Linked DNA regions of Homo sapiens: region 2 is linked to region 1. Evidence: read pairs that join two places in POLR2A ChIA-PET (ENCODE). Cell type or tissue: endothelial cell of umbilical vein. All regions are shown on one strand. Each heading gives the region's core, and the rest is flanking DNA. Links, peaks and the distances in the headings are about the cores only.

Region 1 (9,990 bases), core at 1,155-9,154:
GTGGGTGACTTGGAGATCAAACGTGCTGTGTGACTTTTGACTTGGGGTTTTGTACATTGGCGTGGTTCTGGGGTTTGCGTTACTCCTCCCCCGGTTCTTCCCTGAGGGTGGCCTGCAAGCCCTTGGGAGGGAGCGCAGTGTGTTTACCGAGGTTGTGCACGCGCTCCCTGGAGAACTCAAATGAAGTAACAGTGGAAGTTTCTGTTGCGAGAGAGACCCTCATTAAAGAGCATTTCCCCTCCCTCCCTCTCTCCCTCCCTTAATCTTCATTCCTCTTTGTGTTTTCTTTACCAGATGGTTTGTTTCTGTGATTTATTTCCTGGTTTCTTCCCTTACCAGTCCAGCCTTCCTAGAGGAGGGTTTTGCCTCCTAGTGCACATGCCTCCTAGTGCCACCGTTTTGCCTCCTAGTGCACATGCTTGAGCCCACGTGCCCAACTCCTGAAATCTTACCAGGAAGCTGCTGGTCGTCAGTTCCAGGTTCTTTCTATCTACTGGGACCCTCCCTTTCCCTGGCGCTGGCTGCATCCAATTATCATTTTAGAGAGACGGTTGACAACTGCCTGACCATCAGCTGATGGTCGCCTGACATTCCTGGTGGTGGTGGAGCCCTCTCCTGCCCTGCTCATGTCTGACTAGCTACCTACTGTAACAATACAGGGAGCCTCAGAGTCCCAAGCCCTAGATACTAGTCCCAGCTCTGCCACCTTGGGGCCTTTGTTCCCCCACCTGAGAAGGAGAAGAGCTGAGCTCTAAGTCCCCGCTCCCCGGCTCTGGCATTGGGGGTTACAGCCCTTCGGACCCTCATTGTCCTCCCTCCGTCTGGAAGTTGCCTGTCTGCTGGTGAGCTCTTCAGGGATCGGGGAGAACTGACGTCATGGGGTGTTTAAACTGGGCTAAGTATTAAATGCAGTTACAGCGCCAATGCCTTCAAGGCCTGCTTTGGAATCTTCTCATGTGATATAAATGGAAACTTGGAAACCCATCGTGCTTAGACAGGATTGGCCAGAATTTGTATTTTCTGTAGATCTAGGATTTTATAAACAGTGCAACTTAAAATCAGTTTAATTATCTGGACTTCCTGAAAGAAAGCTCTGAAAGATTTTAGATTCGAAATGAAACTGAGTTTTTCTAACCCTGAGCATCTTTAATTTTCATTATGTACTATGATAACCATGAGACCTCCGCTGCAGCAGAGTCTGAAGAATGGCGTTTGCAGGGCCTGGGCACTCAAAAATCAACAGAGACTTATACTCCTTTTCATGCTCCCTCCCTCCACCCCTCAGCTGAAATGTTTCCAGAGACCTTTAATAATGGAGTCTGCAGATGACAGCCCTGCACTGCCTGCCGCGTGCCCCGCTGGCTCTGGGGAATTGCCTTGTAACGTTTGCAGTCTCATGCTGGGGCTGGGAATGGCTTGGTACTGGCTGGCCGACAAGGAATTGAGCATGTTTTTTGCCTTCTTTCACAAGAAGACTGGGGACCTCTGGGGACCTGGGAGATCCGGCATTAATTATCTGCTGCTTTGGAGTGTTCACCTGGCTGGCAGTGGGGCTAGGGTGGGGAGGCTGAGAGAAGGAAGAGGATGGGAATGGAAGGGGAGAGAGGAAGCAGGGACAGCGCAGCCCGCCTTTCTCTTGAGCAGGCGGTCTCGGCCCTTGGGCTTGGCCATTGCTGCGGCCGTCAGACTGCTTCCCACAGAGGTCCCCTCTTGCCCCTGCCTGGGACTTCCATGGAACTGGCAGTGGGCTCTGACCACCAAGGGGTCTCCCCAGAGAGGGGAGTGAGGTGGACAAGTGTTTTATTTTAAGAAGAACATGCTAGCATCTATATGAAAGGAAAATTTAAACACAAAACAGCACAAAACCAAATCTTGACTAGGTAAGCAGACACATTTTAATCTGGAAACTTGCTGAGCAGGAATAGATTTGGATCTCCCCAGCTGTGTCATTTTTATAGTCACTTGTCCCATAGTTACTTTACCTCAAAAGGGCACATTTTAAGTCATTTTTATGGCAGTCTCCTCTGTATTGTGTGCCATGAGTGTTGTTAGAAGCTTGGAGGAGGTGCGGGAGGAGAAGTTATTCCCCACTGTCCATTTGACAAATAGTTTTTTTCACATTGTTTCACAGTTCCCCCTCCCCAGATTTTTATATTTTCTGTATAAATCTTACAGGATTTTATAATCCTAGGTCCATGGAACTGACAGTGTGTTCTGGAAAGTGACACAGGGATCGTGGGATATTAGTGTAGGGAGAGAGGAGCCTCTCTCTCTCGGGTCCCTGTTGAGATTCTGTTGCGTCCAGCATCCGTGACCTTCCCCATCTGGAAATCATAGCGCTGTAGTCATCTTGGATGGAGCGTCACCCTTCCTTTCTCTGACCTTTTCTCTGTCTCTTCATCAGGAGCTAAACCCCTGGACAGGTCCTCAGTGGTGATGTGTTTAGTTGGGATAAGGGGCCAAGAGGAGAATCTAAAAGATAGACAACTGTATTTTGTAAAGATGTGCCATTTTGAATTTGTTTCCTCATGAAAGTATTAGAAAAGTAAACGGCTGTGCCCTCTTTATGTGCAGCCTATAACAATTCTAAAGGTGTGGCAGCAGGCGAAGAAGCTTGATGTGGAGGAAATAGCATTCGGTCGTACTCAGAAGTGAATTCCCCATGTGACACTTTGTGAGTCACTGGATTCTCTGACCCTCTGTTGTTTGGTCTGTAAGTGGGATACATATCTCTAACACAGAGAATTACTGGAGAACTCAAATGAAGTAATAGTGGAAGTTTCTGTTGTGAGAGAGACCCTCATTAAAGAGCATTTCCCCTCCGTCACTCCCTCCCTCCCTCCCTCCCTTAATCTTCACTCCTCTTTTGTGTTTTCTTTACCAGTCGCTTTGTTCCTCTGGGCTTCTCCTAATCAATCCCTCCCCCAGGCATATAGGGTTGCCATTTAAAATACAGGGCACCCAATTAAATGGAACTTCACATAAATAACAAATAAGTGTTTTGTATGTTAAATATGTCCCAAATATTGCACAGGACATACTTATACTAAATAATTGTTATTGTTTATTGTTTATAAATAATCGTTTATTTATACTAAATAATTGTTTATTGTTTATCTAAACAATTATTTATACTAAATAATTGTTTATTGTTTATTGTATATTGAAATTTAAATTTTTTTAATTTTTTTATTTTTTAAAGACAGAGTCTCTCTCTGTTGCCCAGGCTGGAGTGCAGTGGCACAACCTTGACTCACTGCAGCCACCGCCTCCCAGGTTCAAGAAGTTCTCCTGCCTCAGCCTCCCGAGTAGCTGGGACTGCAGGCAGAGCCACCACTCCTGACTAATTTTTGTGTTATTAGTAGCCATGTTGGCCAGGCTGGTCTCGAACTGCTGACCTCAAGTGATCCGCCCGCCTCAGCCTCCCAAAGTACTGGGATGACAGGTATGAGCCACCACACCTGACCCTGAAATTTAAATTTTAACAGATATCCCGCTTTTTTCCTAAATCTGGCTGCCCACCTCTACCCACGATTGTAAAACTTCCCTTTTTAGCAGCAGCAGGTGATCTGGCTCTCCTACAAGATCCTGGAGTGAACAGGAACAAAGGGGACGGAAGGGGAGCTTGCAGGGAAACCAGGGTAAGAGAGGGAGGGGGTGGGAGGCAGCCCTCAAGGTCTCTGTGAGGCTCCAGGCTTGAGGTCACCACTCTGTAGAGTTAGGAAGCCCAACTGTGGACTGGGTCATTTGGGGAGGCCACTGGGACCAGGAGGCCTGGTCATGGCTTGGCTTCAGGCTTCAGGGCTCCTGCTGACCCTGGAGTGATGGAGAGAGAGAGAGGGAGAGGGAGAGGGAGAGAGTGTGTGTGTGTGTGAGAGTGTGTGAGAGAGTGTGCGTATGTGTGAGTGTGTGTGTATGTGAGTGTGTGAGAGTGTGCATATGTGTGTGAGTGTGTGCGTATGTGGGCTGTGGCCCTTTGTTATGGTCACTTTGTGGAGCTGGCCGCCTGAGGATCCTCTGAATGGGAGCTTGTTGGTGGCGGCATAGGCTTCCGGTTTCATTCTCCCCAGGCTCTGCGGGCAGCCGTGTGCTGTGTGAGCCCCGGCCCACCCTGAGGAGGAAGCGGCAGGCTATTCCTGTCAGCTGCTGATAACATGCCACCAGGCGGGAATTCGCTTTTGTGTTAAGTATTTTAATCATGTCCGCTCGTTCACCTTTTTAAGTCACATGGTTTTATTTGCTGATGGTGCTGTGCCAGCCTCGGGTTCTTCCAGACGCTCGGAAGGAAAGCTTCTCTGCAGGCTGCGTCATCCCACTCCAAGGACTGGTGCTGGGCTCCCAGGGGAGTGTTGGGGAGGGAGTGAGCGCCAGCACAGAGGGAAGAAGGGAGGGTGTGGACTGACTACCTCTACCACTCAGTTGCTGTGTGACCTTGGGCAAGTCTCTTGACGTCTCTGAGCCTTAGTCTCTTTAGCTCATGAGAAATGGAGATTATAACACTATATGTGGCAGAGTTGAGGGAGATTGAATCAGATAATGTATTTATGGTGCCTAGCACGAGCAGCACTCCTGGGTGGTGGTGGCAGCGTTATCCACAGTCCCAGCTTGGCCACTGATAAGTTCTGTGAACCTAGGGAAGTCACTTAACCTCAGCCTCAGTTTCCTTATATGTACGGTTGGGGCTGCTGACAACTTAGCAAAATTATTGCTCATCTTTTGGCTTCTCAGCATCTTAACCCCTTTCCTAGAATTTGGGAATTCTCTGCCATAGAAGCCTGCCTCCTATTATGGAAGACAAAAACGCTGGATATGTTATCTCCCGGCTTCCTCGCAGCTAGCTAGGGTGTTGGTACTGTGTTTCCCTCCTTCCCGCTTCTGCGGAAATTACCATCATACATTTATTAATAGTGTCTTATCTATACAGACCAGTTTTTATGGCTTTACCCTAAACATTGTAAGGTATTTGCAAAACAGAAACAGACAGTATTACAAAGAGAAAATAACTAGTCCGCAATAGTGAAGAACATTTTAATATCCCAGAGAATATTGGAAACCAGGGGATCAAAGATGGGGGGAGGGACGAATGTAGATTGCAGTATAGTTGCAGCAGAGGAGGAAGGGACGAGGACAGGGGGAGAGACCGAGGACTGTGCCCGAGGCAGCCCCCACTCCCTGTTTCACTGAGCCTGGCTTCCACTTTCCCCCGTGCGTGGGGTGTTTGGTCCCTGCTACGCTGCACAGAGGGTGAACATCTGGCCCTTTGCTTGCTTCCAGGTTCCAGCCATGGCTCTAGCCCTGATCTCCAATATGGTTTCTGTTCTGTTCCTGGCCCATGGAGATGTTTATCTCATTTTCAAGCCGACTATGCCCTTTCCTCCTGTTGCCCCCCCATCGGATGAAAACAATTGTTATCTAAAACTCATCATTAAAAAGTGATACATTTTTGTTTTGAATAGCATATGGAGGTTATTATTTTTCCAGAAATTTTCTATATTTTTATCAGGGGGTGTGTGTGTGTATATGTAAATAAACTCTCTATACCTTTGTACATCTTTTTTTGTTCACTTAACAGTGTATCTTGACCATCCTTATACCTAAGTCAGCCTTCTTTGATAAATGTTGCTGGTCTCTTGGTATGATTTTTCTTTTTACTATGAAAACCTTTCAACATATACAAAAGTAGAAAGCATCATGTAATATTTCTGGATGCCCCAATATTATAATATCCATGCAGCCTCAATAACTATCAGCCCTTAGCCAATCTTTGTTTTATGTCTCCTCCCACCCACTTTTCCTCTTCCCCTGATTATTTTGAAACGAATCTCAGTCGTCACAGCATTTCGTCTGTAAATGTCATTTTCAGTCTATTAGTTTCTTAAAAACACATCTGCTGTGGCCGAGTTTAGAGCTGAGGAGAGTTATATGAGCTCATAGTGTCACTCTGTCTTCAAGTTCCTCAGTCTGAAATCAGTTGGTACAAGGGAAGAAAATAGAGAGAGGCAGCACTAACCTCTAGCCAAGCACACTTTCCATCTCTCTGCAGATTGCCTCATGTCAGGATGTTAGCGTGACCGTCACGTCTGGAAGGCTTTATGGCTGATATAAATTCAGGTCCGTTGTTCACTAGGCATGAAGCCCTCCGTTGTAAGGGAACCAGCCATCACCCTCATTACGAGATGCATAAATGTAGGACTTGAAGATAAAAGCTATTGGGTTCTTTTCGTCTCTCTGACACCTGAAGATGAATTTCTTGAACCTTGTTCTCGTGTTTAAAAAAAAAAAATTAACCAAGATTGAGCCTGTCAGTTTCTATCAGAGTTAAATCTGAGTAAAGGAGAAAAAAGCTTGCCACCTTTTAAAATAGTGATTCCTTCACTCCCTGGGAGTTAGAAAACTGGGCTAAGTGTTTTTGTGTAGCCCGTGTGACCTGGAGGCCGTGCTATAACCCCTGCAGGAATTACTCATAAAAAGGGAGGGATGTACCTGCCCTGTGGTAGAGATCAGAAGTCTACTCTGAGGTTGTTATTTTTAAATAACATCAGTGGAAAAGGTATTTTAAAAGGAAAACTCTGTACAGAGAACCCAAGCGGGATTGTGTTGCTGTCATTGTGACCGTCTCTTACCTGATGGCTCTGCCTCCCGGGCAGGCTAGGAGCTCCGGGATGACGTCCCAAGACTCGGGCGCATAGCGGGGGCTGCTGAAGATCGGAGTGTGAGGCTGAGAGATGAGGTCCAGGTGGAGCACGTGAAAAGCTTCCTGTGTCTGAAAACACGACTCCTTCCAGTTCTTTTGTCTGTCTGCACATTATGAGTATTTTGGTACTACTGAATCCGTTTTTAAAAGTTCACCACGTCGTGCCTGACACAGGTGTCTCCTGAAAGAATGAGTGAGGAAGTGAATGCGTGGAAGGGGTGGGACTGGGAGGCAGCCCTTCTGTTCTGTTTATGCCGTGCAGACCAATGCCAGGCACTTCGATGTTTGTTGAGTGAATGCAGGAACAGATGTGTAGTCAGAGGGCGTTTCCTCCGCGGTGCTGGCCAGCTGCTAAGTCAGGCTCTGTAGTCCCATTACTGGTCTTAGAGAAGTTACTTTCACATTCAGTTTTTGTTTGTAAAGACAGTCCATGGGAAAGTTTGTTATTCTCAGTTTGTTTGTTTGAGACATAGTTTCTTTCTTGTCGCCCAGGCTGGAGTGCAGTGGTGTGATCTTGGCTCACTGCAACCTCCGCCTCCCGGGTTCAAGCGATTCTCCTGCCTCAGCCTCCCAAGTAGCTGAGATTACAGGCGCTGACCACCATGCCTGGCTAATTTTTGTATTTTTAGTAGAGACAGGGTTTCATCATGTTGGCCAGGCTGGTCTCGAACTCCTGACCTCAGGTGATCCACCTGCCTGGGCTTCCCAAAGTGCTGGGATTACAGGTGTGAGTCACCATGCCCAGCCTATTCTCAGTTTTTTATTTGGCTCATTGTGTGTGTGAGCCATAGGATTGGTCCCATGAGGAATTACGAAGTAGAAGACATGCCTCTTGCTTTCAAGGAAGATATAACGTGAGGGAGATAGGGTAGATAAAACTTAATGAAAACGCAAATGCCTGCGGTGTCAACACTGAGTCAGTACTGCTGTTTAGAGATATCCCATGGACAAGATACATAGACTTTTTGCTGTAGGAACTGTAAATTTTACTGAGTGGCTCACCTCTCCCTCAGCTTAATATTCTGCCTTCAGCTGGGCATGGTAGCCTGCACCTGTAGTTCCAGCTACTTGGAAGGCTGAGGCAGGGGGGTCACTTAAGCCCAGGAATTCTGTGGGTGTCTGCACTAAGTTTGGCATCAACTTGGTGACCTCCTGGGAACGGGGGACCACCAAGTTGCCTAGGAAGGGATGAAGCAGCCCAGGCTGGAAATGAAGCAGGTTAAAACTCCTGTGCTGATTAGTAATGGGATTACGCCTGTGACTAGCCATGCACTCCAGCCTGGGCAACATAGCGAGACCCTGTCTCTAAAAAAAGAAACCAAACAAACAAAAATGGAGTTCTGCCTTCAAAATGCTAAGAAGTGGGTATCACATTCCCTTCTTTCCTCTGAAAAGTCTCTCGGAGTGGTGTTTGGCTTTGCAATGCAGGCGTAGCCTCTAAGAGTGCTCTTGGGATAGACCAAACTCTGTGCCCGAATAGAAAGCTCACTGGGCAGGCATTTGCCGAGGGTTTGGCTATGCAGTAGAGAGAAACCAGACCCTGTCCTCCAGGAGCTTGCAGTGGGACGTGGGTCTGGACAGGGCTACAGTGGAGGCACAGCGGCGGATGATGGGCCCGCAGGACTGTGTGCTTTGTTGCATTGCTGCAATCTGTTTCCTATGCCAAATAAACATCATCGCATTGAAAGAACCTTATTTGTAATCCAGGCAGCAGAAAGGCTTATCTGTAAGCATCTTCCTGGGGAAAAAAAGCAAAATAGCACAGTTGAATCCCAGTGGCATGTGTACAAGAGGGACCTTCTGTAACAAACCACGTGTGGAAAGGACTGAGCTGAGCGTGACCAGCCCCACATGAAGGGAATTTCTATATGGCTCCATGGCCATCTCAGGTGCAGACTTCAGCCACAGGACTGCATTTCTTCTGTGGGTTCCTAAGTGAAACGGATCTGAAGTTCCCATCCCTCTGCTTCCAGGGTAGCAGCAGAATTGGCTCTTATAGAAATATCAAACTTTTAATCTGAGCCTGGGGTTGAATTGAACATCTGTCTCCTCCTCCTGCCTTAGGTGACTTCTTTAAATGAGCTGCTTACTGTTGATCATAGAGAACCCCTGTGATCTTCTATTTCATGGTAGCAGAATTGACTCCAGCATCAAGGAGCTGCCCAAAGGAGTGTTTTGATCCAGGAACCCAGCCGTCTGCCTTTTGGGGACTGCTCTATCACTGTTTGTAAAAGAGGAAGCTGAGCCAGAATTGGCGTAGTATGTCGTGATTTGCCTGGATGTCTGCGGTGTCCTTGCGTCTGTAGACGAGCGCTCATTATGAGGCTGGTGGATTCTATGGACTTTCAGAAATGTGAAGTCACAGAGATGCTCGCAGGGCCCCATCAGTGCCGGTCACCGTGGAGTGAGGTGCCCGTTCATGTGACTTCACAGAGATGCTCGCAGGGCCCCATCAATGCCGGTCACCGTGGAGTGAGGTGCCCGTTCATGTGGCTTCACAGAGATGCTCGCAGGGCCCCATCAGTGCCGGTCACCGTGGAGTGAGGTGCCCATTCATGTGGCTTCACAGAGATGCTCGCAGGGCCCCATCAGTGCCAGTCACCGTGGAGTGAGGTGCCCGTTCATGTGACTTCACAGAGATGCTCGCAGGGCCCCATCAGTGCCAGTCACCGTGGAGTGATGTGCCCGTTCATGTGGCTTCACAGAGATGCTCGCAGGGCCCCATCAATGCTGGTAACCGTGGAGTGAGGTGCCCATTCACGTGGCTTCCACTTGATCTTCCTTGGCTCTGTTAAAAAAACAAACACAAACAAGCCCGCTGCTTCTCTCAATAAAATCAAGCCCAGTCTCTGCATGGAAATCCTTTCCTTTGCTGCTAGGACCATCCTATGTTGACCGGCCCAAGGATCACGAACTTGGAACTCTAAAGAAAGCAGGATAATTCTAGCTCTTCACTTGGGTAGCAGTGAACAGGACTTTCATGTTCCTGATGATGTATAATTGCAGCTCATTGGTATTCAGCTTTCAGAGAGCCTGGAAGATTGCGTCTAAGCAAGGTAGAGACATAAGGGTGAATCATATTATTTACAAAGAATAACCAGAGCAGAGAAAAGGCACCCCTATTTCTTCTGCCGGTACCTTCCTGCCAAGATGTTGGCAGGGTTTAGGAGGGGTACGGAGTGTGACCTTGGTCTTGCGGGCCACTTTTCTACTCACATCTCACACCCTTTTAGCTGCTGCCCAAGGTTAAAGGCATCACACAGAGGATCAAGGAAACACACTTCTGCATAAAAGGA
Region 2 (9,990 bases), core at 1,101-9,100, 120 kb after region 1:
TCAGCCGCTTTCTAGGTTTTGTTTTCTCCTGGGATTCACATGCCTCCTCCCGTCAGATGCCGACAGGAAGGAGATCTCAGTTCTTACCTCCTGCCCGTGTTTCTCATCTTGCTGAATAGCGTCACTGCTCCTCAGCCTGCAGGACACGGAGGGCGGTGGCACCTCTTGCTTTAGACTTTCCCGGAGGGTGGGACAGCACCGGGCTCAGGAGCCCAGAAAGCAACCAGCCCGAACAGCGGCGCCGACCCCTTTCTCCCCTCGGTGGGCCCCCCTTTCCGACTCCCCCCGCGTTCTTGGTTCCTTCTCCAGGGTGGCTGCCAGATGATACTCGGGCTCCAGACATTCTTGGGGTGACTGAACAGACCTTCAGTGGGTGCTCGTAAGGCCTCGGCGCCACATCTCAGCACAGGCATCCGCCCTGCCCGCCCTTACTCTGGGGACCCCCCTGTTGCATCTCTCCCCCTCACCACCTCTCTGACCTTGGGCGGCTCAGGACCCCTCGCTTGGCCTCAGTTTCCTGTTCCCTGAAAACAGGGTCGATAATCCTGCACGGGCAGCCCTGCGCCCCCGAGAACCAGATGTGGAGCTGGATTCGAGGGGCTCTGCAGACAGTGCTGCGTCCCAGCTGAGGCCACGTGTTTGCTCGACCTCCTCCTTCAGGCTGTGCCCCACCCACCACGCTCCCCCCCGATTGCATCGATGCTACGACCACGTCTTCAGGGCAGGGCTGGTGCCAGTGGGTGAGGAGGCCTCTGTCAGGCCAGGATCAGCCGGCCCCAGTCCTTCTCCGAATGCCCCCATCCCTGCTGCTGAAGGGGCCTCTGTGCCCGGGTGAGGAGCCAGAAGCCCTGGCAGAATGAGGAGGCCGGCAGGAGGTGACACCGGACGAGGACAGGCAGAGTCCACCAACTTCATTTCCCCAGGCCGTTTACGGAAGGGCTGCGCTTTGCAGCGCTGGGGCGCCGTGGGGTGGGGATGCTGCCATTTGGGCCCCAGTTTCTGGCGGGGGCGGTGGGGAAAGCACGGGAAGCAGAGTCAGCCTGGGAAGCTCCCCGACGCCTCCTGGCTGTGAAAGAAGGTCCCGCGTGGCTCTGGGTCCTCAGGTGCAGGGCTCCGGCAGGGACAGGAGGTGTCAGGGCTGGGCCCTGGGGAAGGAGGGAGCTGCTGTGCGGGGTGTGGTGGAGGGCGAGTTGCCCTCCCTCTCTGGGCCCTCAGCTCCGTGGATGGAGGAGGGCCCAGGTTAGGCCGCCTCCGTGCTTCCTCCTGGATTGGAGTCCAGTTTGTGTGGGGGCGCCTGGGAAGAGCCAGTAGAACCTTTGCGCCTCCACGCTCTCCACCTGCAAGGGATTCAAGGTGCTGTTCTTCACCCCCACAGACGTATATGATTTAAACTTAATCTTCATCATCATGAAGCAAAACAGGTGATTTCATAGCCCTTTGCAGGTGAGGCCCTGGCTGCAGGAAGCTCCTTAGGCCAAGGGCAGCGTTTGGCAGGCACTTTCTCTTCAGAGCCTCGGCCTCCAGAGTGGCCTGGAGAGGTTGGGACTCCATCCCCTCTGGATCTAATCACCTGGGATTTTTCTGATCCGGGCCAGGATTTGGGCTGGCTTCTCTGAGGCCCCGGCCAGGAGGCAGTGTGAGGAGCTGCTGGAGACCCACTCCCCAGTCCTCAGCGCTGGGGAAGGAGACTCTGTGCCTCAGTTCACCTTTCCCACGGAGCCAGGCCTGCATCCCTCCATGCAGAGCAGAGGGGCCGGAGCCACGCCTGCATCCCTCCACGCACAGTGGAGGGGCCTGGGCAGGAGCTGGGGGGCTTCGCCTGCTGCCTCCCTTAGGTGTTCCTACCTTGCCGTGGCTCATGCCTGCCCTTCCTCCCCGGTTCCCCTTCCAAAGCCTGGGGAAAGGGAAATTGCTCACACCTATCCTCGGCCTGGGACGCCCTCCCCTCCCTGCCTTTCAAAGTCCAGCCCATCCTCCCAAGTTTCTCTTCAGTTCCCTGCTTCCACCCCACTTGGATGTGGCCTCCCCACCTTGAAATCCCCTCTCCAGGCATTATCTACCTCTCCTAATAGGACCATTTTTGGTCTCAGGTGTAGGTATTTGGAACCTGTCCTGAATTCTGCCCTAAACTGAGACCTTTGAGGTATACGAGGCATCTCTCTGGTTTCCCTAAATAAGGACCTGGCCCCGAGCAGGCACTCAGTGGCTGTGTGCTGAAGGAACACTGGTGGACACAGGGTCCCCACTTCCCAGCGTCCACCGAATGAGCAGTTCAGATCTAGAGTGTGTGCTCGTGGCAACATGGTGGTAGGTCCAGAGCTTTCAGGACTTCAAGGTACAGGGATGGGTCATAGACTTCGTGGGTCAGCTGGCCACGCTCAGTGCTCTTGGGATGTTGTTTGCACGGGACGCACTTTGACTTGCAAACAGCCTAGTGTTAAATGAGCTCCTGGGAACAAACTGTCTTGGGTGAACTTGGGGACTAGTTGGATCTCCAAGCCCCACGTCCAGGTGCCCGTCTGAAGACAGGCCAAGGTGGGAAGCACAGGAACACTCCTGAAGTGGGAAGCCGCGGGTGTGAAACGGAAAGGCATCCAGCCCCTGGTCCTTGTCCTTTTAAATTAGAAAGGCCTGAAGCCGTCTCCCTGCTCCACCCCGCCCTAGCCTGCCCCAGAAGGGCAGAGGACACTAGAAATTCCACTGTGGCTTGGACTGCAGCTGTCTATTTCACTGTGTGTCCTAAACACTCTTCTCTGAACCTTGAAGGTCAATATCACAACACTCCCTGGATCTGAAATAAAATAATCAATTGTTAGATCCACCTAGCCAAGGCCCACCTCCGAGTATGCAGTGAGGCGGCTCTCCCTTCCTCTTTCAAGCCAGAATCAATCTCTGCATAATTAACCCAGTCTGACTCAGTGTTTACTCTGCAGGTGTGACTGCCCAAGGCCTGTGGCCTGCGACCTCCTGGCTCGCTGACCGCTGTCTGTCTGCTACTTCTACCCAGATATATTTTTCCAGCTCTGCTGTTGCTAAAATGCACCGGTTAAACACTTAGCTTTAGGAGGAAAATTCTAGCAAGGACTGTTTTGATATGCTCCCAGCCCCTGCTGTCAGGAAACTCAGGATTGAAAGAGACCTGTCTCAGGAACTTTCTCTAGGACTCAAATTCTAGATTTTGCTCAGCCATTCTTTTTTAGCACCTTAACTTTTATTGATAATACTTTTGATGCCTAAGAATATATATTTGATGTTTTGGCATTGGATCATCGTCTGCTCTACATACAGAATTGTGTAGGTAAGCGAACAGCTTGATGCATCTGCACAGACGGAATGCACTTGCTTAACCACTTGGTCATTTTTAAAGTCCTGATTTATCAAAATAAGATTTTGTCAGGAGGGAAAGCCCTACCTGTGGGTACAGATCAGAGCCCGTGTTAGACACAAGTCCTCACGCAAACTGGAAGGTAGGTTTAACTGTCTCCTGTGTACAGAAGAGGAAACGCAAGTTTAGACAGGTGGGGCCGCCTGGCTCGTAAGTCCGGGGGGCTGAGACTCAGCCCATTCCTTTGCCTGCAGGTGTGCTTGGAGGTCCTCGTTCTGTCCAGCTAGGGATCTGGGCATGTGTCTTCTTGGGGTCAGGCAGCACACACTGCCCACTTCTTTGCTGGGAACATTCTCAGTCCATTGGGAAAGCAGGGCCTACATATATCTATTCTCAGGTGACAGGTGGCACCTACCAGTCATCTGCTCTCCCTCCCCATCACCTGCATTGGGCTGGTCTACCACTCAACATTTAACGACAGTATGGCAAGGGCGCTGGCCAATCAGAATGGCACCAGGCATATACAGTCCTGGAGCAGAGGCCTACAGCCCTGCTACATCAGTCACCACCCTTCAGTGGCTGGATGGTGGAGAGGAAACCTTCGGATAGATGTTGGGCTTGGTGGCGGGGGAGGGGAGAGAGGCTCTCTCAGGCTCAGCAACTGCACAGAAGTACTTCAATATTTCAACAACTAGCCTGGGCACCCTGGTGCTTCCTGAGCCACCGTCAGCTCTGATTGGAGATTCTATGTAGAACAGATCTGTTCCTCGCTCCCCAAAGAGCTTGGAGCCCAGCTAAGGAGACAGGCTACAGGATGGCGATCAGAGAGAATCGCACTTGGGTGTCACCTGGTCATTTGTTTGTCTGTCCAAACATCAGGTACCGCAGGCAGCCACCTGTCAGCTACCTAGATGATGAGTAGCAGAGGGCCTCTGTCATTGGGAGTGCACTGTTTACAAGAAGAAAGAGGCATTTGAACAAGTAACCACAGCGTTGTCTTTTGTTTGGGTTGATATGCTGGACTGGAGATCCCTTTAGAGCATGTTTTTGGGGATTACAGAGCCTTCGAGCGTTACAAAATCATCTTCTCTAATTCCCTGTGTTTCAGATGAGGAGACCCAAGTTCCCAGAAGAGCAGTTGCACACTCGAGGCTGGAGGACATGGGCAGAACCAGAGCTCCTTGCCTCCCTCCCAGCCCCCCACCCAAGTAACACGTTCCTGATCCTGTCCTGGAAGCAGCTTCGAGGAAATGCCCAGACCCCTGGGGGGTGATGTGGTGGCAAGGTGACAAAGGGGCAGGTCACAACGCTGTCACAAGCTGATATGCAAGAACTCACAGGCATGACCCCCAGGGGCTATGGGTGTAAGGGCATCTGCTCTGCCCTTTCCAGCGGGCCTAGTTTTGGTGGCCTCTGTTCCATTTATTTGCTTAGGAACACAAAGCTGAATGCACTGTTTGCAGGAAGTTGTATGTCTAAGTCACCTAAGTTAGTAAAATAAATAAAAACTTTGGAGTTTTGGAATGGCCTTCAGGTGCCTTCCACATCCATTTCCCTGGAAATCCCTGTTTCCTGTCGGTGTCTGATAAGGGATTTTTCAGGAATTGAGCGGAGCTTTTCCAGGAGATGTCACATAAGAAACCTCACCCTGGGTTCCCAAGGCCCAGTTACATTGTAGCTAAATCACAGATTTACCAAAGTATACAGGGTCCTCTTTCTTTACCTCCACCTGGACACTTTTTTGAAGGAAAATGGATTTTGGATGTAAGCGCCTCCGCGATTGTTCTATGCTCCCGGGGTCACAAGACTCCTTGAAAGCAGAGGTTCAGCAACCTCTAGCCAGGTTCCCCACACAGCTGGGGGGCTCTTCCCACCCTAAGGGGTGATCCATTTGCCAGGGAGACTTGGGACTGACTCAGCCCCTGCCCTGGCTGCCGAGGGACCCTGCCTTTTTCTGCCGAGCTTGTGCTTACGGGGAAATTCCAGGCTTCTCCGGAAACCATCTTAACTGCCTGGAATCCTCCTCTTGGACTTGTCTGGGCTGGCGCAGTCCTGGGAGGAAAGGAAAGTAAATAAATGTAAATCTGTTTGATCACAGACAGAGCATTTATCTTTCAATAGGAAGCTTCCTGAGGAAGGACAGCAAAGGGGTTTGGAATGAGTAAGCTCAAAGTATCAGCCTGCGTACAAGATGCCCTCGGGGGGAGCCTGGCTATTGTGGCGCTGCGGTCACACTGGGCCAGGCCCCTGCTGAGGCCCAGCACTGCACAGGCACCCGGAGCCCTGCCCTTCTCCCTCAGGGCACCCCAGGGCAGTACCGCCCTCTGGCCCAGCTGATGGGCCGGGCCAGGCTCCCCTGGCTTCCCAAGTGGAGGAGGAGGAAATGGTCTTTGCCAGCAGGCCAGCCACCCTCGAGGAGAAGTGGGGTCTTCTTTGGGGCTGTGGAGGCAGTGCTAGGAGTGGACGGAAGGGCTCAGAGGCCAAGCTCAGATGTTCCCTATGGCTGAGGTCCCTGACAAGGATCCTCAAACAGGGAGAATGCTGGTACCCTTCCAGTTTGGGCCTGGGTGTCACTTACCTGGGACACTTGTCACATCCCCTTTAAATCTCTGTCCTTGCCTGGCTCTGGCCAGAAACATTCCAGGGCTTGTTGATTCTGAAGAGCAGTAGGGTTTCCAGGGTTCTCTCCTGAAGCTCGGGGATATCCAGTGGCTTCAGGGTAAAAGCCTGTTTGCTAACCTGCTGCACAGCTGGTAAAAAGCCATGGGTCTCTCCCTTAAACCCAACCCAGCAGATGAGGTCTACTCTGGAGGCCCGAAAACACCTTAAACTCATCGCACAGAAAACCGGCGCAATACTTGGCCCCTCTTCCTTTTTCCCGACCTACAGTACCCCATCCTTCAACCCAGAGTACCCCATCCTTCGACCCACAGTATCCCATCTTTCCTTCTGCTGGATGTTGGAGGACTCAAAGTTATTCTAAATCTCTACAATACTCTTAACATTTTAAATCCAAATCCAGGCAATAATTCAATGTTCCAGCGATGTCCTTTGTGACCCATTCATTTCAGTTGATTTGGTTCTATTGATCCTTTTTTTTTTTGAGACAGAGTTTCGCTCTTGTTACCCAGGCTGGAGTACAATGGTGCGATCTCAGCTCACCACAGCCTCTGCCCCCGGCGTGAAGCGATACTCCTGCCTCACCTTCCCAAGTAGCTGGGATTACAGGCACGTGCCACCACGCCCAGCTAATTTTGTATTTTTAGTAGAGACGGGGTTTCTCCGTGTTGGTCAGGCTGGTCTCGAACTCCTGACCTCCTGTGATCTGCCCACCTCGGCCTCCCAAAGTGCTGGGATTACAGGCATGAGCCACCGCGCCCGGCCGATCCCTTTTTTTCATTTGTTCATTCATTCATTCATTCATTCATTCATTCATTCCAGACACATTACAGCCACAGAGGTGAGGAGGATTCAGGTCCTGCCCGCAGAGACAGTTGCACATACAGCCAGCCACACAAGGGGCAAGAAGTAGTCTGTGCTGGGCCACAGGGGCAGCTCTCAGGAGGCTCTGTATTGACTTCACGCCCACGCTGTGCTACATTCATCACAAATCTGACAGTATGCAACAAAAAGCAGGCCACAAAATAATGGATGGTATTAACAGCAGAGTCAAGATGTGGGAAAATGGAATAAAATGAGCTCTCCAGGTACCATCTATTTTTTAGAAAATGGAATCCATTCATTCAGGAAGCTTGATGGATAAATGAAGTAGGCCAGACAGGGAGAATACAAATAGCAGCAGCTCCTGTGGGAAGCCTGCCAGCCCCTCGCTGAGTGCATGATCTACACCATCACATCATCCACTGAACAGCCTGTGAAGTTGGTACTCTGATGATTCCCATTTTACAGATGGAGAAACCATGACACAGGAATGATGTGGCTGGCTTACAGTCACAGAGCTAGAGCCAGAACTCAAACCCGGGTCTGTCTCACTCCGAAGTTTCTGCTAATGACAGCATGGAAAAGATTCCTCATTTCCACCAGCTTCCTTTTAATCAAGGCAGATTAGACATTCATGCATTGGCTAATCTAGGCTTTGAGTGTAGTGACGTTTATGTAGTGCCTACAAAGCAAGATTAGCCATTACACGTTTTGTCGTTCTGGAAACTGACTCTTGGCAATTCCCAGCCAGGCTTTATCTCAACATACTTCCTGAAATCTCAGGCCATGTGTATTTTGCCTACAGAGTGGCTCTGAAAATAAAGTAGGCTGGAAGTCAGGTGACTGATGTCATCCTGGACTCGTAGGCGATTAACAGTATGACCTTGGAGAAGTCACCTTCCTCTGGTTTCAGTTTCCCATTTGAAAATGCAAGAATTGCAGCCATTCTACCACTAGGACTAGAAGAGACGTACCTGGGCATTAAGAGGCATGCTCAGTGGGAACAGAGGTGGGTGGATTGCCTGAGGTTAGGAGTTCGAGACCAGCCTGGCCATCATGGTGAAACCCCGTCTCTAGTAAAAATACAAAAATTAGCTGGGCATGGTGGCGTGCACCTGTAATCCCAGCTACTCAGGAGGCTGAGGCAGGAGAATCGCTTGAACCTGGAAGGTGGAGGTTGCAGTGAGCCGAGATCGCACCACTGCACTCCAGCCTGGGTGATAGAGCAAGACTCCATCTCAAAAACAAAACAAACAAACAAAACAAAACAAAAAAACTCACAGAAGCATGCCCAAGGATGCTCATGGCAGTGCCGCCTGTGAGCATGAGAAACGGGAGGCCACCTGTGAGAATGGAGAATAACCCTGGTGACCATATGTGGCAGCAGGTCTCCAAGTCAATCCCTGTGATCTCCACCTCCTGGCATCCCCCCAGTGTAGTCCTCTTCCACACTGAACCAGGGAAGATCTGCTTGACCAACAGCATATGGCAGAATTGTTACCAGTGGAAGGTTGGAAGGTATCTGAGTTACCAGCGGTGAATCCGTGTGGGTCTGCAGCAACCTCAATTCTTGCCTCCTCAGAAGAAAGAATTTGACTGACGGGCCTAAGGCTGAAAAAGAGAGGAAGGCAAGAGGAGGAGTGGAAGGTTTTTATAAAGCCTTTAGACCAGGAAAGAAAGTACACTGGGAAAAGACCCCAAGCGGGCGACGTCAGAACAAGTGCAGCGTTTAACCTTGATCCGAGGACTTTCTGGGCTGGCCCCTTTCTCGTGATTCTCACCTTAGGGTGAGCTGCCTGCATGTGCAGTGCCCTCCTTACCCTTACACAGTGTGTATAGGAAGTTGTACACATACCCACCTGAGGCTTTCTTCCCTTTTCTTGTGGGGTGCTCCCAGAGGGTCATACTCTGCCATTTTGTCTCTTAATGCACCATGCCTGGGAAGTTGTGTCTCCCTGGCACCTGCATTCAATGAACACTTTAGTGCAGCAGGTGTGGTCCATGAGGAAATGGCCTCTCCCTGGCACTGGCTGCCAATTTATCACTTTTAGAGAGGCAGTGTGATCATTGCCAAACCATCACCCAACATTCCCCCAGAGCCCTCTCCTGCCCTGCTCATGCCTGTCTCACTACCTGTAACAGAAGGAATGGCATGGCACTCCCGGGCTTAGTAAAACCTAAGCCGCTTCCATCTTGGGTTTTCTCTCTCCTTGCTCTTGAATCCCTTGCCCTGGGGAAGCTGCCTAGTTGTGAGCAGCCCTGTAGAGAGGCCCACGTGGAAAGGAATTGAGTCCTTTAGCCAACAGCCATGGGCGTTAGCCATCTTATCTGTGGATCCTTTAACCCCAATCAAGCTTTCAGATGACCACAGCCCTGCCAGCTCAGCTGCAACCCCACGACAGGCCCTGATCCAGAACCACCATGAGGGGCTGTTTCAGGGCTCCTGATCTCAGAATCTGTGTGAAATAATAAATTGTTTTTGTTTTAAAGCTGCTAAATTTGGGGGGTAATTTGTTATCCAGCAATGGATAACAAATACACCCCATACTATAGGATATTATGGAGCAAAGAGTGGAACAGGTCTATGTGTACTGATACAGAAAGATTTCTGAGATATGTGTTAAGACACCCTTAGAATGTGTTGTTAGAAAATAATAATTACAAAAAAAGATATACGGCTATATATCTTTTATGTAAAATACCACAACTCACTATACTTTTATGCATTTACATATGCAAGTAGATATGTAGCAAATTACCCATCATGTAGCAATGATGAACATCAATTTACCCTCAGTAAGAGAGTCAGAGGAAGGTGCAAAGTGGAATTTTCATTTTCTATTCAATAGATTGCTCTCTCTCTCTCTCTCTCTCTCTATATATATATATAATATATATATAATTTTACCATGATAATGTGTCAATGTATTACTTATACTCAATTTAAAAATTCTTTAAACGAAGGCATTTGAGTACTTGATCACTGAGGTCTCTTTCAACTCTGGTGTTTTATAGTTCTATTAAAATGTCATTGGAATGTAAATTAAAAGAATGGGATAACATTTATCACCTCTTTGTTGGAAAACATTAAAAGTTTGATAAACCAATGTTGGCAAAGATGTGCTGGGATTTAAGGGGAGGGCAGGGCTGGCCTTTGAATCCAGTTATATTGACTCCCAAATCTAGGGCCCTTCCTGTTATTTTACCTTTGTGCCTATAGTTTA

What was found. ChIA-PET counts read pairs that join two places held together with the same protein. Peaks named below come from ENCODE experiments on the same cell type or tissue, not always from the same donor. Only the 100,000 strongest peaks of a DNase experiment are listed, where the experiment ranks them.
Region 2: POLR2A ChIA-PET joins it to region 1 with 10 read pairs; 2 of 35 experiments call an interaction of 5 or more read pairs at or near these places.

What each region holds. Positions count from the first base shown.
Region 1 is chr3:195,144,739-195,154,728 of GRCh38, reverse strand. All of the region lies in intron 3 of XXYLT1 (xyloside xylosyltransferase 1), which reads left to right. XXYLT1-AS2 (XXYLT1 antisense RNA 2) reads right to left here and starts at 6,858. Exons shown (of 2, transcript NR_102711.1): 1 at 6,624-6,858; 2 at 1,873-2,472. LOC105374296 (a long non-coding RNA gene) reads left to right here and starts at 3,419. Exons shown (of 2, transcript XR_001741088.2): 1 at 3,419-3,641; 2 at 4,071-5,458. It also overlaps the pseudogene RN7SL36P. RefSeq lists enhancers at 885-1,525, 1,526-2,167, 4,303-4,512, 6,741-6,790, 7,031-7,140. In endothelial cell of umbilical vein, for the core only: no CTCF peak of the experiment used is centred there; DNase peaks (open chromatin) are centred at 2,668, 4,188, 6,018, 6,998 and 1 weaker place; H3K4me3 peaks cover 2,397 bases; H3K27ac peaks cover 6,513 bases.
Region 2 is chr3:195,026,563-195,036,552 of GRCh38, reverse strand. No RefSeq gene overlaps it. Among named protein-coding and RNA genes, the nearest start is that of XXYLT1-AS1, 63 kb to the left of the region's middle. RefSeq lists enhancers at 4,161-5,159, 5,160-6,157. In endothelial cell of umbilical vein, for the core only: a CTCF peak has its summit at 1,107; DNase peaks (open chromatin) are centred at 4,872, 5,402 and 7,472; H3K27ac peaks cover 5,206 bases.